Regions from separate parts of the Mus musculus genome. Here regions 1, 2 and 3 are each linked to region 4. Evidence: chromatin loops called from intact Hi-C (ENCODE). Cell type or tissue: heart. All regions are shown on one strand. Links, peaks and the distances in the headings refer to the core of each region. The heading gives the core; the rest is flanking DNA. Region 1 has its middle 52 kb from the start of Apbb1ip. Region 2 overlaps Apbb1ip (amyloid beta (A4) precursor protein-binding, family B, member 1 interacting protein). Region 3 overlaps Gad2 (glutamic acid decarboxylase 2). Region 4 overlaps Gm39767 (a long non-coding RNA gene).

What was found. A loop is a pair of places that touch in the nucleus more often than their neighbours do. Peaks named below come from ENCODE experiments on the same cell type or tissue, not always from the same donor. Only the 100,000 strongest peaks of a DNase experiment are listed, where the experiment ranks them.
Region 1: it touches region 4 in a loop (11-fold over the local background); 38 of 42 quality-filtered maps call a loop at or near these places.
Region 2: it touches region 4 in a loop (5-fold over the local background); 26 of 42 quality-filtered maps call a loop at or near these places.
Region 3: it touches region 4 in a loop (4-fold over the local background); 10 of 42 quality-filtered maps call a loop at or near these places.

What each region holds. Positions count from the first base shown.
Region 1 is chr2:22,719,086-22,725,160 of GRCm38, forward strand. No RefSeq gene overlaps it. Among named protein-coding and RNA genes, the nearest start is that of Apbb1ip, 52 kb to the right of the region's middle. In heart, for the core only: a CTCF peak has its summit at 2,965 (motif pointing left); no DNase peak of the experiment used is centred there.
Region 2 is chr2:22,862,426-22,868,500 of GRCm38, forward strand. It overlaps Apbb1ip (amyloid beta (A4) precursor protein-binding, family B, member 1 interacting protein), which reads left to right. Exons shown (of 14, transcript NM_019456.2): 11 at 4,468-4,566; 12 at 5,210-5,324. Among named protein-coding and RNA genes, the nearest start is that of Gm52503, 28 kb to the right of the region's middle. In heart, for the core only: a CTCF peak has its summit at 2,424 (motif pointing left); no DNase peak of the experiment used is centred there.
Region 3 is chr2:22,624,941-22,631,015 of GRCm38, forward strand. It overlaps Gad2 (glutamic acid decarboxylase 2), which reads left to right. Exons shown (of 16, transcript NM_008078.2): 4 at 1-91; 5 at 4,451-4,541; 6 at 5,008-5,120. Among named protein-coding and RNA genes, the nearest start is that of Gad2, 5.7 kb to the left of the region's middle. In heart, for the core only: no CTCF peak of the experiment used is centred there; no DNase peak of the experiment used is centred there; H3K27me3 peaks cover 763 bases.
Region 4 is chr2:21,955,589-21,961,663 of GRCm38, forward strand. Gm39767 (a long non-coding RNA gene) reads right to left here. Exons shown (of 6, transcript XR_866004.1): 2 at 3,315-3,532. Among named protein-coding and RNA genes, the nearest start is that of Gm39767, 5.5 kb to the right of the region's middle. In heart, for the core only: a CTCF peak has its summit at 2,944; no DNase peak of the experiment used is centred there; H3K4me3 peaks cover 400 bases; H3K27ac peaks cover 552 bases.

The sequences.
Region 1 (6,075 bases), core at 1,519-4,018, 760 kb after region 4:
TGGATGGTACCAGACTTTCAATCTGAAAAAGGACCAACTTAGGGGAAGAGTTGGGTTGACTTGGCTCCTTGTTTCTGGTGCTTCATGGCGGGGGTGATCACATCAGAGCTTCTTACTCTTATCTACCTACTGTACGTATATGAGTTAAACTTCTAGGCTTCTCTACTTCCTGCCCCATGTTCTGGTAATTATTCTACACTCTGATCAAAATTATTATACACCATGACTAAAAGTAATTGGGGGAGAGAAAGGTTTATTTGGTTCATGCTTCCACATCCAAAGTCTATCATTGAGTTCAGGAGAGGAACTTAACAGGGTGAGAATCTGGAGACAGGAATTGATGCAGAGGCCAGGGAAGAGTGCTGCTTACTTGCTTTCTCTCCATCGCTTATTCAGACTGCTTTCTTATAGAACCCAGGACCACTAGCACTGGGATGGCTCCACCCACAATGCACTGGGCCCTCCTCCCACATCAATCAGTAATTAAGAAAGTGTCCTACAGGCCTGCCTACAGCCCAACTTTATGGAAGCATTTTCCCAGTTAAGGCTACTTCCTCACTAATGACTCTAGCTCCTATCAAGCTGATGTATCTAGCTAGAACAACATCTTTTCAAACTCCTGTAAGAAAATCTCAAGTCACTTCACTAGCTTTTTCTAAAATATGATTTTTTATTAGATATTTTCTTAATTTACATTATAAATACTATCCCCTTTCCTAGTTTCCTCTCTGAAAGTCCCCTCCCCTATACCCTCCCCCTGCCCTGCTCCCCAACCCACCCACTTCTACTTCCTGGCCCTGGCATTCCCCTGTACTGGGGCATATAATCTTCACAAGACCAAGGGCCTCTCCTCCCATTGATGGCTGACTAGGCCATCCTCTACTACATATGCAGCTACAGACATGAGCTCTGGGGGTGCTGGTTAGTTCTTATTTTTGTTCCTTCTATAGGTTGCAGACACATTCAGTTCCTTGGGTACTTTCTCTAGCTCCTACATTGGAATAGATGACTGTGAACATCCACTTCTGTGTTTGCCAGGCACTGGCATAGACTTACAAGGGTCCTGTCAGCAAAATCTTACTGGCATATGCAATAGTGTCTCGGTTTGGTGGTTGTTTATGGGATGGATCCCCAAGTGGGGCTGTCTCTGGTTGGTCCTTCCTCCCATCTCAGCTCCAAACTTTGTCTCTGTAACACCTTCCATGAGTATTTTGCTCCCCATTCTAAGAAGGAACAAAGTATCCACACTTTGGCCTTCTTTCTTCTTGAGTTTTATGTGTTTTGCAAATTGTATCTTGGGTATTCTAAGTTTCTGGGCTAATATCTGCTTATCACTGAGTGCATGTCATGTGTGTTCTTTTGTGATTGGGTTACCTCACTCAGGATGATATCCTCCAGATCCATCCATTTGCCTAAGAATTTCATAAATTCATTATTTTTAATAGCTGAGCAGTACTCCATTGTGTAAATGTACCACATTTTCTGTATCCATTCCTCTGTTGAGGGACATCTAGGTTTTTTTCAGCTTCTGGCTATTATAAATAAGGCTGCTATGAACATAGTGGAACATGTGTCCTTTTTACAAGTTGGAACATTTTCTGGGTATATGCCCAGGAGTGGTATTGCTGGATCTTCTGGTAGTACTTTGTCCAGTTTTCTGAGGAACCGCCAAAGTGATTTCCAGAGTGGTTGTACCAGCTTGCAATCCCACCAGCAATGGCAGAGTGTTCCTCTTTCTCCACATCCTCCCCATCGTCTGCTATCACCTGGATTTTTTATCTTAGCCATTCTGACTGGTGTGAGGTAGAATCTCAGGGTTGTTTTGACTTGCATTTCCCCGATGATTAAGGATGTTGAACATCTAAAATATGAATTTTAAGGAAATGTTTCTACCTAGAGTTTCAAGCATTTTAAGTACAATTTAATTATGCCCTCATGACAGCAATATGTTTTGCATTGAGGCTTCATTTGGAATACATTTCCTCAGAACTGAAAGAAAAGGGATGAGCTGCATTTGGCCAGGCAGCTCTTCCCTGTGAGGTCCCTTCCCTTAGTGTACAATGTAACTGTGGGTGGAAAGCTCATGAAGTATTTAGTCTATAACCAATAGATATTTGACAGAAACATAGCAAACCAACATTGAGTTGAATGCTTAAAGATGTATGTTTCTTTCTCAATCCTTTCTACCTTATAATCATATCACAAAACTATAGTTCTCTAAACACTGACTCCTTGAGATGAAACCACCTGATGCCCTTTTATATTGCCACTGTTGTAGCTCATTTTAGCATTTAGTCAATATTTGGAAACTGTTACCAATGCTACTACGCTCTGGTAACTGGTGTTCACTGACACCCCTATAGTTTCAGCTCATTACCCCTGCAGGGTCTGACCATTCCAGTGTCTTCCTAGAGCAGTTTATCTCCTCAGCCACCATTTATTTCAGGCAGTGTTTATACTCAAATTCTTTCTCTCTAGTGTTCACTTCTCTGTCTTGGGGATCATCCTACCTGAGGAAAATTATATTCTGTCAGTCTTTTTCTTATCTTCTGGTCCTCCCATGTGGAAGGAAATATGGAGAGCAGCCCCACCACGTTTGTGTGAGGCTCTGAGGCTCTAACCCACACTTCCTGTGAGCTCTCCTCGGCATTAGCAAAGTTCTAGCTTGTGCACATCTTTCACCTCTATTACTAAGGACACACAGAAAAACATTTGGTATTCGTGCCATTTTTCTTACTTTTCGTCTTTAATTCTCTATCGTGATTCTTAGAAATGGAAGTGCTTTTCTTTTTCCGTTTTATCTATTCTTCTTACGTAATTATAGTCCTCCATTTCCTTTCACAAACACAGGGTGGATCTGAGCACATTTAAATCAAAAGAAAGTGTGTCTGAGTCACAGGCATACTGAAATGGCCTGACTGCTTGCTCTGTGCGCTATGTTTGAAATGCCATACTTCCCCCCAGTGGTCAAGTGTGAAATAACAACCTTTGCTGTATAATGCATTGGAAGTCTCTAAAGAGAGACCATTGTTGGAGATGTAGTCTCAGCTGCAATAGAAACCCAAGACTGGAGGATCATTGAGAGAAGCTGAGGCTTGGCACCATGTGACAATGTCAAAGTCCCTGAAGAGGCCAGACCAGTCCATTTTTGAAGATGCTGGCTCATCATTGTAGATGTCTGAACCAACTTGAGACAACCTCTGTGCACAGCAGCAGGTGTGGAGTGAAACCAAGCCCACCAAACAAGCTGTTTGTACTTCATATGCCAGAGCCAAAGAAGTGGAATTGCCAAAGCTCTTCAGAACATAGAAGTTCATGAGTGTCCCAGATGCTGGAAATGGAGCTCCAGGCTTGACTGGTAGGATAGATAATGTTGGTTGTATGTTGATTTGATTGGAACTGTGCTCTAACACTTCACTCCGGAAATCATGTGACATATCTTGGAATTTACAGGAGCCCATCGTTAAGAGACTGTATTTTTAAAGAGAATTTGAACTTCTAAAATGTTGTAAATTTTCAAACAATGGGGGGGGGTAAAGTTATTGTATGTTTTACTTGTGATACTAACATGAGATCTTGGAGATAGACAAGAAAGAAAAGATTATGGTTTAATAGTGATGTATTTGTGTGTCAAGTTGACAATGGTCAATTTGTGTTGGTTAATTTTTTTTCAGTTTGACAGAAACCTAACATACCTGGAAAGAAATTTCAATTAAAGAATTTATGTTGGGCATATCTGTGGATCATTTTCTTGATTATTTATTATAATGGGATGGCCCAGCCCACCCATCCCTGGACAAGTGGCTGTGTATAAAAGCAGCTGAACACACCAGTAAGCAGCATCCCTTCACAGTCCCTACCTCAGGTCCTGCCTCCTGGTAGCTGCCTGAGTTCCTGCCCTGACTTGCCTGTGATGCATCCTGATACAGGAGTTAGACAATGACACAGACTCTATCTTCCCCAGTTGTTTTTAGTCATGGTGTTTTAGCACAGAAGCATACTGCAAACTTGATCAAGTAGAATTCTACTACCATACAGCAAACAGTACAAATTAGGAAATGTGCATACATGCTATAGGAGACAGGAAGTAAAGAGATACAGTAAGAAACCACAGACCAAACAGACGGTGCAAATGCACACCTTCAGACCATCTTCTAAGAGCTGATTCGGTATAGACTCAACAATGGATTAACCCATAATGAAGTGGCACCCTCATGATTGCCTGTCAATAGTGCCACCAGCTGAAGAGCAAGCCTCAGTATATGAGCCTTTTGGGTAGATGTTTCATATTCAAATCATACAGAGATTGGCTTGGAGCAGGGCCTGCACTAAGCTCCGGTTGCAGTATCTGTGCTCTAGCTGATCACAAGCTTTGGTTGCAGCCACTAATCAAATGAGCATAACCACTTACACTGCTTCTGTTCCTCGGGCTCTTTGCAGTAAGTACTGCTAGATCACACTGTTGGAGTTCTCAGGACCTGTTCTGGTTCTAAAGCTATCCAATTTGAAGATATGTTTTGTTTACTTGTTTTGTTTTATTTTGTTTATAACTGCTGGAATAAAGTCTTCTCATGCATGTTGGAAAAACTTAAAACTCCAACCTCAACGGACCAATAAACACTCCTTTCTGCTAACTAGCTTACACAGTATCAGAAGAAGTCATGCAGACTACTTGAGGAGAAAAGACACCAAGCACTGGACTCTACAAGCAGCAATACCCACCCTATATATAGGCAAGATATACCAATGTTGCAATAGTAGAATGTGGCTATGGGAGTAACTGACCATTTTCTTTTTTTTATTCTTTATTTAGATTTATTTGTATTTCATGTGTATGACATGGTTGTCAGTGTGCATTTATGTATACCATGAGCATGGCTGCTGCCTGGAAAGAACATGTAGATACTGAGAACGAACCCAGGGCCTTTCCAAGCACAAGGGCTCTTAACCACTGAGCTATCATTCCAGACTCCACTCCCTCCCTCCCCTCAACAGCCTTCTGATTGGCTGTGACTCCTGCTCCCTAGGAGGAAGTTCATGCCAGGCACTCACTGTAGGCCTGGTCCAAAGCCTATGATTAGAGAACTCACAGGTTCTAGAGGACTTCTGCTGTATTATCAAATGGTCACACTGCCCAACTTCCTTATAAATAGTTACATTTATACTCGAAGATTTGTGTTACTTTCCGCCCTGATCAGAGAAATTTCTCATTGCAGTGAGTCATGCTTAAGGCCAGAGACTCACAGCTGGGCAATGTGCTGAGTGTAAATAACCATGAGTGCTCAGATACAAATGAGTCATCTATATCAGTCTTCCTCAGCCAAGGCTCAGGGAACTGTGGTGATTTGAATGAAAATGGCTCTCTGAGTGGCACTGTTTGAAAGAACATGTGGCCTTGCTGGAGTAGGCAAGATCTTATTGGAGGAAGTGTATCACTGGGGGTGGCCTTTGAGGTTTCAGAAGCTCAAGCAAGGCCCAGTAGCTTGCTCTTCCTGCTACCTGCCAATCCTGATGTAGAACTCTCAGCTACTAGCATCATGTCAGCCTGCATGTCACCATGCTTCCCACCATGATGATAATGGACTAAACCTCTGAACTATAAGCCAGCCCCAATTAAATGTTGTCTTTTTTAATTTTTATTTTATGTTTAATTTATTTTTACACTCCATATTCCATTCCTGACCCCATCCACCCTCTGACTGCTCCACATCCCACACCTCCTCCCCATCCCACCCCATCTCCATATAGCTGCCCCTACCTCCCACCCCACCTGACCTCTAAACTCCCTGGGTCTCCAGTCTCTTGAAGGTTAGGTGCATCATCTCTGAATGAACAACAGACCCAGAAGTCCTCTACTGTATGTGTGTTGGGGGCCTCATATCAGGTGATGTATGCTGACTGTTTGATAGTCCAGTGTTTGAGAGATCTCAGAGGTCCAGATTTATTGAGACTGCTGGTCCTCCTACAGAATTGCCCTTCTCCTCAGCTTCTTTCAGCCTTCCCTAACAACAGGGGTCACCTGTTTCTGTCTACTGGTTTGGTGCAAATATCTGCATCTGACTCTTTCAGCTGTTT
Region 2 (6,075 bases), core at 1,294-3,793, 910 kb after region 4:
ATTTTGTGTTTTCTTTAAGCCCTTTTGTAAGTAATTTCTCAATCAAAGGCTGAGTTATACAGAAGTAAGTAAGGTGAGGTGACCAAGGCTAGCATTGTGACAGGCTCTGAGACTTTGTCACAGAGCCCGAAGAACCTCTGAAGTGTGAACTTGGTGTCAACCAGATAGCTCACCTCAGAACCACGAAGTTAGAGGATTGGAAGAAATGTAGTGGCCCTTTATTTTATATTAAAAGCCACCTGATTTCTGGGTACAACCACGTTTTCCTGTAGTTAGGTGAATAACATACTTAAATAGTTCACTGTGCTTCTTAAGTGGAGTGGACACCTCGACACAAATAACTGGTGCACTTTGCACAGTTTGCTTGACTCCTATGATATGCACAAAACCCAAAAAATGGAATATTTAATATTAAGAGTAAACTAAAGGTAACAATATCAAATTTCTAAATATCTCTGAAGGAAAAATTAGACACTTTCTTCTTCGTGATTTTACTGATTTTTACATGTCTGTAGTATCTATGTAAATGTATGTGTATACATGTGTGCAAGTACACACAAATAGAGGTCAGAAGAGGACATCTGACATCTTCTTCTAAGACTCTATGTCTATTGCATTAAAACAGGGTCTCTTCCTAAACCTGAACCTCAGTTCTCAGTTAGGTAGAAGCCAGTAAACCCCACCCGACTCGGAGCTGGAATACCCAGCTTGTTATGGGGGTGCTGGGATCCAAACACTGGTAGTTTTCATGACTGAAGAGCAAACCCTATCAGTTGTTGAGCCATTCCCTCGAGCTCACCCTGTGCTTTCATAGGAAGAATTTAAATATTAATTACTGGCCAATGTCCTGCTCACATGTTAGTCAGAGCAGAGACTCTGTTGTAAGTCGGGCATCTGAGGTCCTGGTACTGAACGGTGAGCCCTTGATTTGGTTTTGCAGATTTCTTTGTTGAGGATGCTGCAGACATCTACAGAACGTCACATTCTAGCTACCAAGTGCCTGATTCACACTTGAACACTCTGACGTTTAGGTTACTCAATGCTATTGGACCACACTACTTGGTTTGATTGATGTTTCCAATGTCAAGATCCCCTTTAGAACGTGATTATTGGCGTAAGGTTTACAGTACTGAAATCTGAGAACTTCTTTTTTTTTTTTTTTTGTTATCACCTGATTCCTTTTTATTTTATTTTTTTAAATTTTTTATTAGATATTTTCTTCATTTACATTTCAAATGCTATCCCAAAAGTCCCCTATACCCTCCCCCAGCCCTGCTCCCCTACCCACCCACTCCCACTTCTTGGCCCTGGCATTCCCCTGTACTGGGGCATATAAAGTTCCCAATACCAAGGGGCCTTTCTTCCCAATGATGGCCGACTAGACCATCTTCTGCTACATATGCAGCTAGAGACACGAGCTCTGGGGGTACTGGTTAGTTCGTGTTGTTGTTCCACCTATAGGGTTGCAGACCCCTTCAGCTCCTTGGGTACTTTCTCTAGCTCCTCCATTGGGGGCTCTGTGTTCCATCCTGTAGAGCATCCACTTCTGTATTTGCTAGGCACTGGCATAGCCTCACAGGAGATATATCAGGGCCCTTTCAGCAAAATCTTGCTTGCATATGCAGTAGTGTCTGCATTTGGTGGCTGATTATGGGGCAGTCTCTAGATGGTCCATCCCTTCGTCTTAGCTCCAAACTTTGTCTCTACAATTCCTTCCATGGACATTTTATTCCCTATTCTAGGGAGGAATGAAGTATCCACCCATTGGTCTTCCTTCTTCTTGATTTTCTTGTGTTTTGTAAATTGTATCTTGGGTATTCTAGGTTTCTGGGCTAATATCATGACAAGTATCAGTGAGTGCATATCAAATGACTTCTTTTGTGATTGGGTTACCTCACTCAGGATGATATCCTCCAGATACACCCATTTGCCCAAGAATTTCATAAATTCATTGTTTTTAATAGTTGAGTAGTACTCCAAAGTGTAAATGTACCACATTTTCTGGATCCATTCCTCTGTTGAGGGACATTTGGGTTCTTTCCAGCTCTGGCTATTATAAATAAGGCTGCTATATGTATCAAAAGATGGCCTAGTCGGCCATCACTGGAAAGAGAGGCACATTGGACTTGCAAACTTTATATGCCCCAGTACAGGGGAATGCCAGGGCCAAAAAGGGGGAGTGGGAGGGTAGGGGAGTGGGGGGTGGGGGGTAATGGGGGACTTTTGGGATAGCATTGGAAATGTAAATGAGGAAAATACCTAATTAAAAATTTAAATAAATAAATAGATAGATAAGGCTGCTTTGAACATAGTGGAGCATGTGTCCTTATTACCAGTTGGAACATCTTCTGGGTATATGCCCAGGAGAGGAACAACACAGTGTGGGGCAGCCATCCAAAAGTGTTTGCCGCCATCTCCTGGCGCAACTGGAGAACTACAGCAACAGTCTGCATACTGGTTGGCGTCGTCAGGAAAGAGGAATCTAAGAGGGACAATCAAGGAACTAGCTGGCTTCCAGGCCAGGCTGATGCAAATTCCGAGTCAGTAAAGGAAGCAATCCAATTAAAAGGGTCAACTTTTCTCAGTTGCTAGAAAAGACCACAGACAGGAATCCTTTACATTTTCTGTTGTTTTATTCCTGTAGTATCTTTAAAATACAGTGCTGTCTTCAATGACTCAATATAAACTCAGAAATTCTAGTGGATAAAGAAATAAACAGGAAGCTCTCCAAATATCAATTTTTATCATTTTTAAACACAGAAATAAATAAATTTAGAAATAACTAAAGCCCTTGCAGACTATGTGTCTTGCAGAGGATCGATGTGGGACACAACAAGCACAAAGCTTGCAGGGAAACCACACCATATGCTCTCCCTCATATTCCAGCATATTAAAGGCATAGCTCAAAAGCTCAGATCACCTTTGACGATTAACTACTTTCCTAAAGGTCAGTGAGTTTGCTCAATGCAAGTGGAAGCTCTATGAAGCACCGTAGAGAGGGATTGTGGCTTCAGCCCGTTTCTGCCAATGGAAGCCTCCTAGATCTCCTGATAGCTCTGATCTTTAGTGCCACTAGTTTATGCTCAGACTAGCAAGGCCAACCTGAGCTTCATAAGGCTGCTCTAAGGAAACACAAACACATACACGCACACACACGCACGTGCATACACACACACACAAAAACAGTTGTTTTAGTTGGTATTTTTTTATACAATAAAATGTAATCGAAGTTACAATGGCCCATGAAAATTGACATCACACACATTTCAGATCCTAGGTTTGGTTACCAGCCTCTGACCCAATGACTTCAACTTTTCTGATATAAGAGTAAATACTATGCTTATTTATATATTTAAAAAATTATTTTGACACCCAGATTAAGGTTCTACTACATGCCAGGCATGTGCTAAGCACCAGGGATCTTCCAAAAAAAATAATACAGGCAAAGTTCCCATCTGATAGAGAGCTGAATATGTAAAAGCCAAACAGAAACAAAAGCTACAGGGACTAGAGAATCCAGAAACAGAGTTGCAATCTTTTTGTGTCTGCCACATCAGTGTTCTCTTGTAAACTCCTGGGGGCCTATATAACCCCTGTACACACACTGTTGATGGCCACTTAAGGACAGATAGAAACACTCTGAATGCCATCATGCCTGCAGAGGATGTGCCCAAGTGGATGTGAAACCACCATTAGGAAAGAGCGATAGATCATTGCAAAACTCTGTATTCTTGTTGAAAGAAATGACACCTGGACTAAATTTTGGCACAAATAAAACTAATTTTATAAGCACCAGTTTTGTAACGTAAAATGCCTACTAGGTAAGCCCCTTATATGATAGAGAGGCAACCTGATTTCCAATGAGGAACAGACATATAAAATATATAACGGATTTCAGCATTTAGAAGGGAGAAATACAATTATTACTGACATATAAGAAGTCCTTATGGTTAAAGCATATAACAGGCTCCTTAAATCTGATCAGAGTTGGGCCTCTTTCTTAATAGTGCTGGGGGGTGAACCCAGGGCCTCACAGATGATAGGCAAGTATGCTGCCACTGAACTATACACCCAGCCTTTTCAGTACCTTTTACTTTTGAGGTAGGGTCTCATTACATTTCTCAAGCAGATCTCAACCTGGTGGTCCTCCTATCTCAGACACCTCTCTAGTAGCTGAGGTTGCAGACTTGTGCTGTGGGGCTGCCAGTTTAGCAGTTCTTAAAAGCTGGGTATGCTAACATGTGATCTCAGCTATCAGGAAGACTAAATTGGAAAATCATGAGTTCAAGGCCATCCTGGGCTTCATAATGACACCTCGGCTCTTCCTGATCCTAAAACTGCCTTTGCCACCATCTCAGTAAATCATATATATTGTCATAGTTTTTCTTTGAGTTTTTTTTTCAAACAGTGGTTTGGGCTCTTAATAAATTGCATCTATTAATTGTCTTCAAAACTGCTTCTTTGTAGCATCCTCAAATTCAGAAGGAATCTCAATATATCAAGTATCTCTGCTGTGATGACGCAAGAACTCTCAGTCAATGGGTAATGGGAATAAGGATCGCCAAGGTGAGTATGTGCTCACCTTCATGTGTTCTTGGGCCAGCCAAGAAGCTTGTTAACTAAGGCCAACGTTTCAGCATTTCTGGGTACAGATGTTATCTCGTCTATTTGTTCTTGATTTCTTTCTACCCATCAGTAAGTGGAGTCATTCACTTACTGCCATACAAGCACACACCTGTCCTCTGGCAAGAGAATCAGAGTTGACTTTAAAAAAAAAAAACAACTGTTCATATTCACAGGGAGAATTGCAAACACAGGTGTGCAGATAAGAAACTCGAGACCAGGCCAAAGGTCTGTGCCTTAATGGTAAAGCACTTGCCTAGCATGTGTGGGGTCCTGAGTTCCATCTCACCATAGAAAGTGGAGAGAGCAAACGAAGCCGATTAACTCAACAGTTACATGATCAGAATTTTGTGATTGGCATTTTGTGGCTATCCCTGTCCTCTAGTGTGTAGATGGGAGAATTTGCTAATTTTGCTAATCTAGAGAATTATTTAACATTTGAAAGAGCAATCAATGAAATATACCCCCAAAATGCAACTTGGATGAGAATAATGGCACCTTTTTTTCTTCCAATATGTATCTTGCAGTTGAGTGCAAAATTTAAATAAATGGATTCCTTCTTTTCTTCTCTGTATTCCCTCCTTAGTATGGGAAGACTCTCTATGATAACTATCAGCGGGCTGTGGCAAGAGCTGGACTTGCCTCTCGGTGGACAAACCTGGGGACTGTTGGTACACCGATGCCAGCTCAGCCTTCTACAGGTAAAAGCAGAGAAAACACTCATGTTCACACATCAACAAAACCGGAGCCTAGCTCCAGTCTCCAGGTTACACCCAAACAAGACCAGTGTCTCCAAGTTATTCCTCCAACAAACCTGCACCCCCAGGTTACAAGCCCTCCCCCTGCCTAATGACCACCAATACAGAGTGAAGCAGAAATTAAGTTTATGATATACTCGCAGCACCAGCCAATTATGTTAAAGGCCATAGTAACTTTCCAGTTAGATGCTTGCACACTCACTTATAGCCTTCTATAAAGTCTTGTCTGGTAGATCATCCGTGCTCCTTCTCCACCAAACCATCCTGTGTGATGGTGGTGTGCTGAGGGACCCAAGCTAGCTCAAAGAGAATAAAGGCCCTACTGTGATTTCATAAGATCAGCTCCTGTCTGTTTTTTAGGGGGATTGCTAACATTTCCCTGACACTACAATCCTTGTGTCTAGGTTGTCTACCGGTGACTTTTCACAAAGCTTTGGCCACTTTTTCACAATAAATCCATAAATAATGTGATGATCATGATTTTAGGGTGGGCTAAAAGGAGGTGTGCTTTATCAAAAAACAAATATCATATAAATATATTATATATAAATATAATGCAAGGTGCCTTAGTGTCAAGCAGGATACTCAGAAGATATCTGATCATGCCCTGCTGTCTTCCCGCAGTGACAGGATGGCTAGAGTCTCATGCCCCATGCCAGGCATTACATGTTAAGGCATAAAACCTTGTCTTGTT
Region 3 (6,075 bases), core at 1,231-3,730, 670 kb after region 4:
GAGTATAATTGGGAATTGGCAGACCAACCGCAAAATCTGGAGGAAATTTTGACGCATTGCCAAACAACTCTAAAATATGCAATTAAAACAGGTACTGTGCAACCAGCAATAATAAAGGGTTTTTTTTTCCTTCTGCAATTTTCCTTTTTTTTTTTCCTATAAAGCCGTTTCTCCTATGTTGGATGGGTCGTGTTATTTTCAAAATTGCAAAGTTACATTCGCTTAAAAATAGTCATTATTGGAGTGATTCAAAGGCACCTTGCTAATAATAACCGAGCTGTCATCGGGGTATAAATTGTCAGATTGGCACGGAGATTAATCGGAGGTTGTAGAAGCAACCATTTGTCAGCAGGAGCCAGTACAAACGACCCAAAATGGGGAAAGAAGGGGAATGTAAAAGGGGACCAGGAAAAACTAAAGACGGAATCCAGTATGCCTGAACTCCAGGGCATTGTTGGCAATTTCCTTGACATGGAACTAGTCAAGAACCCCAGCTAACCAGCCTACGTAATCTTCAGGCTGGAGGTAGAATGTTAAAAAGCGTTGTTTCAAAAGACTAAATGTTAGGTTTGAATTCCAATTTTTCTCCTGGTTTGAAAAAAATTATGGAGACACTCCCGGGTGTGCACCCCTCCCCACCCCCATCCCCACACACCACAATATAGACTAGCTTAGCAGTCCAGCAGTGTTACTCAAGGATTTGTCTCCTATACGGCTACTGAGTATGTGGATAAGAATACCAACACGTTTAAGGGGCCATTTTAAACATGTGTGGAATACTCTATTAGAGTCTCAAGGCAGCCATTAAAACAGGATAAAACGATGCTGAAGTCCAGGTGCAACATCATTTGAGTACCTCCACAGCTTTCTTCCAGCCAGATCCTGAGTGTAGGGCTTTTTTTCCTACATTGTCTCTGATCATCTCGATACATTGTGAAACAGAGTAAAGTGATAAATATAAATACCTTTCTGAGCTGGAGGAGGGAAGGCTTATGGATTTACAATGATTTGTAGAATTAAAAAGATTTACTGGCAACAAATGTGAAGTATTAAGTAACCATTGGTTACCTTGCAAACGTCATGTTTTATGCTGCCATTTTGTGGGTAGTTTGTTAGTATAACAAACCACAAACATTTTAACATTTTTGCTACAAAAATGGTTTAGACTTTTCTCGCCTGAGCATTCTTTATATGGTTAGAGAAACAGGTTTGCACAGAAGCCTCGGAAAATGGATTTATTGTGTAATTATTATCCACTTTGTAAGAATGTAGAGGTGCAAATAGATATGAGGGGAAATGAGTTTAACTTGTTGATTTCCATGGATTATAGATATTTTTTAGATATGGTCAGTTACTCCTCCTGAAAAGCCAGCAGGATACACATGTCAGGCATGAAAAGATACTCTGCTCCCACTTACTTTGCACATACGCATCCACACAAACTGGAGCAATGCTTTTAATCCTTTTCTGCTTGACCCATTCCCCACACCTTACATTTAAATATGCTAATGGAAACTACTACCATTTGTTTATTCTGCTCACAAATAAAAAAGAATACATACTTTTTTTTTAACCTCTTAGTTTTTAAAAGCTGCTAGCTAGTCTTTGAAACGCATTTAGAATTAAGACAATGGGAATTGCCAGCCAATGGAAGTCATAGTCCTGTGTACCAATGCTCTATTTGGGGAATAAATGGGTCCATTAAATTATCAGATTTTTGTTATGAATTTTGAAAAACTGTTAGTCAAATATTGCTGTGGTGCATCTCGTTTAAAGTGAAGATGAAAATCTGTTAGATTAGGATGAATATCTCAATATTATTGATTCCATGTATTGTCTCCTGCCCATATATCTCTAAGTAGCACTTCAAAAAAAAATCATCATAGGTAGCTTTTGTCTTCAACTGGAAAGCTTGTGGCTTCTTATGCTGTTAGTGTCCTGTTTGGCAGCTGACACTACCTAGTCTATCAAAACATTTGCCCTCCCTGTCACCATCCAATATTCTTATGATCCTTTGAAGACCATATCACCTGGTCCCTCTTAACCTAATTTTTATCTGGCCTTGAACTTTAGAAAGGATTGAAGGGTAGTGGAGATTTTTAAATGAGGTGTCTGTGTCACGTTTAAATCACTTGTAAAGAAATGTTAGAACCTGAAACCTCCATGAATAGTAGGATTCTAGAATGGTATCTTCTGGGATTGCTTTCTTCATTTGCATTGTCTGGGGGCTGGGGAGCATAGAGTAATGTTAATTTAGTCTTCAACCCTTAAGAGAAACCTTAGACAAAGGGAAATGAACAAATGTAGGAGGAGCATCCTTCTGTGGGTTGTCAGTTCACAGAACACAGTTTTAGAGGACTTTTGGCTTCTCTCCATCTGACTGAGGAGAACCAGGTCTCATTTGCCAGGTACTAGTTTTTGTGCATCCTTTAGGACTCATTTGCTAATCTGTGCAGGAGACTCCTCATGCTCATATCACATGGGCCAGGGGCCACTGCAGAATGCCAGCTCTGCTGGAACTGTTTCTTAGGCTCTCAGGCAGCCCAGGATGGGTGCAGTGGGAAACCACCAGAGGCAGTGCACAGAGCCCACAGGAGCAGAGCAAACGTAATTAGGGGGATATTTCTGCCAGAGCCCCAAATGGCATGCTGTTCTGACCTGTCAAACTACCTAGCTCTGTAGTTTCACAGTGAAGGAAAGCTGTGGCGCAGGAGAGCGTCAGATAAAATTGTAGACCAAGGTAAAAAAATTTTAAAAAAAATTTAAAAAAGTAGATGGAGGGAAGGAAACCCAGTAACAGAAACATCAGGCTTGCATTTAGTTTACCATGAGTATTTGTTCAGAGCTCCTGCACACTCCTTAGAATTCCTCTCTGTTTTATACAGATTTTTTCTGCCAGAATTTCCACAGTTAAATCCCGTGTGGTAATAGGTAGGTTCATTTAGAAATGCATATAAGTATAAAATAAATCCAGATTGATTTTCACACTCAAAAAATGATTTGGGGACAGAAGAGTGGAGGGCCCTCTGGGGAGAGAAGTAGGCTATGATGTCTGCTTCGGGCTACAATGAAATGGGGAGTCAATGAGGCAGAGAGAAGGGGGTGGCATCTCGCAACAGCAACTGCAGCCGCTGAGGGACATTATACCTTTTCTGAATGAGTAAACTGATGAAGTCAGAATCAAAGGGACTGCAGAAGAGAAAAGGGGGCAGGACATGATTTGCGGCCATAAAAGATGTAATGCCATGAATTAACTAGAGGTGCACAAATAGCAGTGCCTCTATAATATGCTCCTTCCCACTGCCTGTCTGTTCCCATTGTCAAACTCTATAGCTGCATGCCTGGGCCTGATAAGAGAGCCATCTAGTCCCAGAGATAAGGAATGTGCTTTTTTTGGTGCTGTCCTTTATCTTGTTTTGCCCACACTTGGGATGTGAGACTCACATCACAGGCACTGGACAGATGTCCAGCAAATGACAGATACCATTTTTATCAGATACCACTTCCATAATTAAGCTTCCTCCCAAATTGCTGTTGCTAAACAGAACATGGATCTATTGTTAGGCTTCTACAGGACAAGATGGGAAAACAAGCTTCCAATGAGATATTTATAATCACATTTCAAATAACAGCCTCCAGGGTATAGAGGGTATAAATAGATGTCAATCTACTTACAGAATTTTAGAGAAATCTAGAAGTTAATTAGATAATCCTTTTAATGGGTCAGTCTCCGTGAAATATATTTTTTACGTATCTGTCAACAAGGCAGTAATGCTGACTGTTCAACTTTGTTCTAAATCTCAACTAGGAGGGACCCTGTTGATTATGATCAAATATTCAGACAGAGAACTGTCAAGAATTAGCTTTATCTATGCCATCTCTAGATGCTCATCACCTTTGAATCCAAGACTAACCACTCAGCAGAGTGTCTTTTTTTTTTTCATTTTTGTCTTGTCTTTGTAATCATCAGTCATTTTCACTGATATTATTATGGATGCTGGCATGCCTGAAGGCTGTCATGGTATGACTGATTCTCAGCACAACTCAACAAAAGGACTGTTATCAGTATCAGTGCAAATAGGAAGAATGATTTGGGAATACCATAATGTTTTTGTTTGCAATTATATTGGAAGTATAGTACAAAATGATCTAATCTTCACATTGCAAAGCATATATTATTTTTATAGGACTATTTGAGAGCTCTTTAGAGTATATTCTAGGGAATACTAAGCCCTAAGAAGCCCCTGGTCAGAAGAAGGATTCTTGAGCGTGTGTGCACATATGTGCATGTGATCATATGTCTTGTGCTCACAGGCACATTTGCATATTTGATTATGGAATATGCATCTCTTGTAACTGAAGTGTCTTTCAAGATCCTTTAGATATAAAAAGCATATGTTTGGGAGATAATTATTTTCACTGGTTGCAATCCTAATTCCATTTTCTTCAGGGCATCCCCGATATTTTAATCAGCTGTCTACTGGATTGGATATGGTTGGATTAGCAGCAGACTGGTTGACATCAACAGCAAACACTAACATGTAAGTAACTGATTACACAAAACCTCTTTTGTGTAAATCCCTTTGTATTATGTATTCTTCTCACTCTGGCGTAATTAAAGAAATAACCTTGATGTGTTTTTCATTTTATCAAACTATGCAAATATTTAAAATGCAAAGGAGACTTTTAAACATTTTGATTTAAAATAGCACATTACATGAAAGAGAAATAAAGCCCAATGTTGCCTTTTAGATAGTACTACTATGTAATATTCTGCATTCAATGTGATAAACTAGCCCTGCACATTATACCAATATTTGAATATCTTGCCTTTAAGGCAACAGAAAAATTAGCAATATTTCATAAATCTTGTATACATAATTTTATATTTTATATTATAATATTTACATCAGTGAATGTTTAAAAAACAAGAAATTCTGTGATATTACAATAGTAAATAATTTATCTGAGCTATATACATAAAATATGGTCATTTATATATTTTAGGTTCACCTATGAGATCGCCCCTGTATTTGTGCTGCTAGAATATGTTACACTAAAGAAAATGAGAGAAATCATTGGCTGGCCCGGGGGCTCTGGCGATGGAATCTTTTCTCCTGGTATATATATTTCATTTTTTTCCTCTGTTTTGTTCTTCTGGTATGCTATGTTATAAACATCTATTCTGTGTTTATGAGCAGGTCACTTAAGCTGCATTTATGAAAATAATGAGTGTGGCTTAGTCCATTGAACACACTTTGGAGTTTCCTAATCCCATGCTTAAATGCCAGTTACTTGTGCTCAGCAGAATATAGTCTAACATGATATCGCCCTGTACTTCTACCATGACCATGCATATAACATGTATGGATAGTGCTGTTCAAAAGAATACTAATAAGTAAATTCACCCTTGCTGCATTTCTCGGAATGGGTGAAATGAAAGCATCAATTAACACAACACTCAGTGTGCGAAGGTGTGTACCGAGCTACATTCCCTCCGGAGAGCCCATTCCCTCTTTTCTCTAGTCCCTGGAAAAATGAGCAGGGAAGTGGATTTAGACTAATTTCAAGGAGGGCAAGGAGTGTGTGGAAAGGTGGTTTCTTAGAGCTAGAAGAAAATTCTGATTTCTTTGAGGTATTTTCTCTCCTCTTTACCATGCCACCCTATCTTTTCCATTTTGCCTTTGATTACCAGCCACTGCATGCTAAAGCTCTGTTATTTACACTTCTCCAAGCCCAGAAAATCAACATGAAGCAAAATGCTGTGATCTTGACTTGATTCCTAGATGAAAAGGTAAGGCAAAGGAATAAGTCACTGAGCCATGGAAAAGAAGCCTAGTGTCAGAGCAGAGCGGTACCTAACCAGTGAGAGGAAGCCAGTCTTCAGTAAGCTGTTATGGATGGGTGGCAAAAGAGAGACCAGAGTTACCCCTGCAGCTACCAGGCACAGCCAGACACAGCCGGGCTGGATTCAGATCCCTCTTAAGCAAGCCTGCAAAGGCAGTGAGAGATGAGAGGGCCTGAAGATGAAACAATGACCAAGCAGCAGTGACCTCAGGACAAGACTTATATACG
Region 4 (6,075 bases), core at 1,478-3,977:
TTATGCGGATGGGGAATGGGTTGAGCTCCCACCCAGCATCCGTGGAATGTGCACGGTGAAAGCAGCTCACTACTCAGTCCCTTATGCAGAAGACCTGTAATAATGGTCATGGAATCCTATTTGAATAAGAAGGGAAGTGGGCACTGGAGGGAGATGCAGACCAGGTAACCATAACATGAATAGACTGGGAATCCTCTCTGACTGGAACCCCGCAAATTGCGCAGGGAATTTTAAATGCAATAGGATCATTAACACTGCATCTTTCTTGAGGATAAGGATAAAGACAGAAAATCGCCTTTCTCCTTCTTTTTCTTCCCCTTATCGATTTCTCTTTCTTCTCTACTTCCTTTTAGAAAAAGTACATGTACTAACACATGCTCTGTGAATAGACTACCTTCAGAGAAACGCATGAACCAGTAAACATGAAGCTCTCTGGAAAATGCTTACAACCTCAGCCAGACTACAGACTACAGAGGACGGTTAATTGGTGGTGGTGTTTTAAAATAAAAGTTATTTTAAATAGGGGAAAATTAATTGTGAAAAATTCAGGCAAACTACCATACAGTTTTCAGCAAAAGGAGAGATTCAATCAAACAAAATGCACCTCGTGAAGTCAAGAGCAGATTACTAAATTGCTTAAATTCATTTCCATCTCCACATGCAGGCACAGCCTGAGTCACAGCTCAGTCCAAAGCTGGGTGCTTATGAAGGCAAATTATCTGTCTTGGGTCAGCAGGGTTCCATTGCACATAGAGCCACCGCAATTTTAAAAGTGCTAAAATTCTACAGCATTTCAGTATGTGTCCTAAGCCAGAAAGAATTTGCCATGATATAAATAGGGCCCAGGAGAACCCTATTAAATCTGCAGCATTGCAGGAAACACGAGGGCAAAGCAGTGCATGCTGTTCATCTGGCTTTTCCCAGCTATGGCATGCAATTACACATGGTAAGGGACAGCTTGGAGAGGCTCACACATCTAGCTACACATCTGGTCAGGGTTGGCCTTAGGAATCACTCTTTTCAACCTTTGTACTCATCCTGTGTGCTTAATTCAGCTACTTGTCCTTGAGTGAAGCAAGCACAGAAGAGACACTTATGGAAGGGAAATAATATACTGTATACTGGTGTTTAGAAGTATGTACAGAATGATCTGTCATGCTGTGATGTTCCCCAGTAGCCTGTGTATGTGTCATAAACATACTATTCCTCTGGGAAAATGGATGCTCCATTTACTCTGCTTGGATTTGTGTGTGTGTGTGTGTGTGTGTGTGTGTGTGTGTGTGTGTGTGTGTGAGAGAGAGAGAGAGAGAGATAGAGAGAGAGATAAAGACAGAGACAGAGAGTCAGAGACAGAGCACTGTATCTCATAAACCTATATGAGTAGTTATATGCTGAGATTTTAACAAATTAACTATAGCACATTAGCGCATGCACCAGGGAAGCAGATCTTCACCTTTCCCTCTGGCCCACTAAGTCCAATTTCCCATACTCCTCCTTCTTAGGTAGCAGACCTTCACCTGTGTTTGTTCTGACTCTCTGTCCCTATTCTATGGCACTAACTACATCCTGGTGGAATGTTCTCCTTTACTCTCTCCTGTGGAGCTGCTCAGTCCCCCACCCCAAACCATCCCCATTTAAGTGTCAGCTCCCAATACCAGAAACACATTTCACCAGGGAAGCACAGTATCCACAGAAGAATTTCCTATCAGGCAACACACAGCCACCACACTCTCCTAAGAATAAGAGGGCAACAGAAAACAAAAGGAAAAAAATCCACCTAACAAAGAGAAGACCAAATATCAGCACCTTGAACTACAATCTTCCAAATCCTAGATACTTACAATCCAGAATGAAAACACATTCATTAGCATCTAGGATGATAAGTCTCCTTTGAAGCCCAGCAACCCCAACACAGCAGACCCTCAGTATTCCAACATAGCTTAAAAACAAGAAAAAGACCTTGAAACAGCCTTTATGAATATAATGAGGTACTTAAAGAGGGAACAAATAAACCCCTTTAAAAAATCATCTGCAACACAGCAGTGGAAGGAAATGAAAAGAACAGTTCAAGACCTGAAAGCAGAAATAGAATCAATTAAGAAACCCAACTGAGGAAAATCTGGAAATGAATAAATTTAGGAATTTGAGCAGGAAGCTCAGAGGCAAACCTCACTAGAAGAATATAAAAGATGGAAGAGAGAGTCTCAGGCATTCAAGACACAGCAGGAGAATAGAATATATTGGTAAAAGAAAATGTTTAAACTCTAAAACTCCTGGCACAAAATATCCATGAAATATTGGACACTGTGCAAAGGCCAAATCTAAGAATAATAGGCATATAGGAAGGAAAAGAAACACAAGTCTAAGGCTCAGAAAACATTTTTTTAACAAAAATCATAGAATAAAATTCTCATGATCTAAAGAAGGAGATGCCTATCAAGGTACAAGAAACATACAGAACACCAAATAGCTCAGACTAGAAAATAAACCCACGTTAGCACATAATAATCAAAGCACTAACTGTATAGAACAAAGAGAGAATATTAAAGCTCCAGGGGAAAAATGACCATGGCCCAAGAGTTACACTTGACATCTCACTGGAGACTCTGTAAGCCAGAGGGACTGGGTAGATGTTCTACAAATTCTAAGATACCACAGATGGCAGCCCAAGCTACTATACCTAGCAAAAGAAAGCTATTTTGTTTGTTTGTTTGTTTGTTTGTTTGTTTTTCTGACTTGACAGCAAAAGCCTGGCACTTTAATTGCCTCCTACTCTGAATTCTTTACACATCATACAGATTCTGCAAGGGCATCTATTGGGCTCATTTTATCTCACAGTCTGTTCTATGTAAGGTTCAAGGTGAGCAGTGGATTTTGGTAACTCCCTTGTTTCTGATCAGCAGTGGCTCTTTGTCTTGTTTTCTTTCTGTGCTACATAGAATTGACCACTTGAGTGCAGCATTGAGTTGGCTTGAACTAAACTACTGTCACCAAGCAAGCGATCTGAACTCTGAAGGAGCTGACAGACAGGAAATGAATAATTCTCCACGTACGTCACTGTCTCAAAAATGACAGTGGGCTTTGCTACAGAAATTTATTTAAAAGCAGAACACCCTTGTGTGCCCCTTGTGGGAGCTTTTGACAATAAATGACTTGTTTTTTGATAGTTTTAAGAAGAAAACTCACATAGCAAATCGGAGTCAATGCACAAGCCACAATGGAAAGCAAGATTAGCTCTGCATTTGTTCATGATATGAAAGGGCACATCTGTTCTGGTGACCAAACATTCCCTCAGTCCTTAGGGTTCAACATACCTGAAGGAAAACGTTCCGTAAGTCAGATTTTCTCAACAACAGGTTGATAGCTGTGTTTTACTTAGTCAAGCAGTTTCCTGAAATGCCCAGTGCACTGTACAGATGCTGCAGTCTCCCAAGATTCCAGCGATGGCTGCAAATAGAGGCTAAGATGGTCTACTGAGCTCAAAGCCATGCCTCTGCAGGAATCTGACAGTCAAAACCAGAGTCCTACTGCTCTGTAAAACAAAATGGAGCCTGATGTTCCAAAAGCTGGGAAAGAACCAGAACCAGCCCTGGGAAGGACATTGTTCTTCAGAACCTTAGCCTTGTCTCTACTTTTCTCCAGGATCTGAAAAATAGAGTATGTTTTAATAGTTGGTGTCTCCTGAAACTCCAATGGAAATGTGTAATGAGGGATGGGAGTTTCTCTATAATTCTAAATTCTGTTTACCTAGTCTCTGGTTTATTATAAGAGTGTTTACGACTCATTTGCTAATCCAGTAGACATCCTCTGAATATCTAGCATGTATCCAGCACAGAGGAGACAAAGATGAAAGAGAGATTGAGGCTGTGTACTAAAGAGTTCCACAGTATAGGGAAAACAAAACATACACCTGAAAATAACTATAAACGTGCTGATTTCATTCAGGCTCTGACACCATTATCCTTCTACAGATTATTATTGTGTAATAATAACTAAATTATGCTTCAGAGGGTAATCTCAGAGAACAGAGGTCTAATTTTCTGGATGAGAAAGGTGCATTCCAGGGTATAAGGGTTGTGGTCACATAGTTGGTGTAAAATCCACAAAAGGAGTTGGATCATTTCCACTGACAAGAATATCATTCCAGAATGGAGGACTGTTGCAGAGATACACTGCAGCCTGCATTTCCCTGGAAACTCTAAGTGCTCAGTGGAAACCTTTAGTAGATAGGTGTTTATTGACCTTATTTTAAGATTTCTCCTGGCTTCCTTTGTCTGGACATGTCTCACCACTACGTTCTGTACTGCTTAGTCTCTGAGATTCTTAGTGGGCCACAGAGGGCCCTGACTTTTCATTGGCACCCAGTTTCCTAAGCTTTGGTGCTGGAACTTGGTTTTGGACAGATTAGTAAACATTTGCACTAGCGTATGAGAATTCAACCCTATGTAATTTTGCTTCCTTACTATGCCCAACCAACATCATTTCCCTATCTACATTTAACAGCATTTCTCAAAAGTCAGTGGGAAAGCTGATACCTCATGCTGGACAGGTTTAACAGCAGCACTTGTCAATTTCCAGGCTATAAACACTTTCACCATGGGCGCTCTCAGGCTGCCCATGTTTCAGTGGGGAGCTGTGGGGAAAACATGCAGCAGAGAACAGCTTCACAATGGTCACTCCAGGGCAGCTTCTGCAGACTGCTGCCCGGGTGAAGAAGGAGACTCAGCAATGACCTGCACTATTCGCCCTGACAGGCACACCTTCCTGTGGTGATATGAAGAGAAACACAAGGTGTCTCTTGTGGATTCAGTTTAAAAAATTAATTAATTAATTAATTATTGGCCAGTATTTAGGCTAAGTGAAAGGCAGCATTTCACATTGTTTAGAGTAGAGAGAAAACCACAAAAATATAAAATTAGCTTGCTAAATTAAAAAGACACAAAAGAAAGGAGGCAAACAACTGTGATCACCTTGTAATTAGAATTCTGTAACACCTTCTCCCTTCCAGGCACCTTTGTGAACTTAATAGCAGAACTCCCAGGTAAGATTATTGATGGGAGTGTGGCTGAAAAACAATAGATCCCTAAAAGATTTGAACCTACAAACTCTGATCATTATATCAGGGGCTTAGAGGGGGGTTTGTTTCTCTAAAATTCATATGCATAAATCCTAAGTCCTAGCTGACATTGTTGGGAGATGGCATCTTTGTAGTCAAGTTCTTAAAAGTAGAGCCCACACAGCTGGGGCTATTGGGTCCTTATTGGGGGTGGGAGGTTGTAGTCTGGCCTTCATGTGAAGACACCTCAGGAAGACCCCACTCTGCAAGTCAGAAAGTGCAGGAGGTGCTGCCCAAATGCCCCTTCATCTTGACCTAGAACACAGAAGTGTAAGAAGTTGAATGTTTGCTGTTTAAGATGACCAGTCTTTGGTTATTTGTTATTGCAACTTGAACAAAGACTATAAGTATTGATCAAGCACCCATTTCTAGATAACTACATATTTAGAATTTCAGGGGAAAAAAAAAGACTCAAATAATATAAAAACCAAAACTAAAGTTGTTTTCTATGAAAATGATGCAGTAATGTCAATGCTCTGCTCTATTCCCTGGCCAAGAGTCTGGAGCTGTAGAGAGAGCAAGGGGAACATAGTATATTTCTGAGCAGATCAGATCCCAGGCCGAAGTAGGCTCAGCTGTTCTAGGACAAACCTTTTGCCACTGCTCAGAGGAGATTTATTCTGTAACAGAACACTGCTTTTGCCAGCCCAGCCAGAGTCAGCCCAGAAACCACAGTTCACAAACACCAGGTGTGGCCTTTCATATTAACTCAAGACCAAGGAGAGTCTTCATTTACATCCTTGCAGACTCTGCAGGGGGAGGGTGGCAGATAGTTTCAGGCAATCCCTTCTGCAATGCCATCTTTGGAGGACCAGGTCTGTACTTCAGTAACTTTCTTATGAGAGTTTCATAGCCATCAAAGAAATCATGTCTCATAGCATCCCTCAGAAGGCTCATACAAAGTCCACACACATGCTCTATGTCCATGGCCACATGATAGCTGCTACATTACTTTCTGA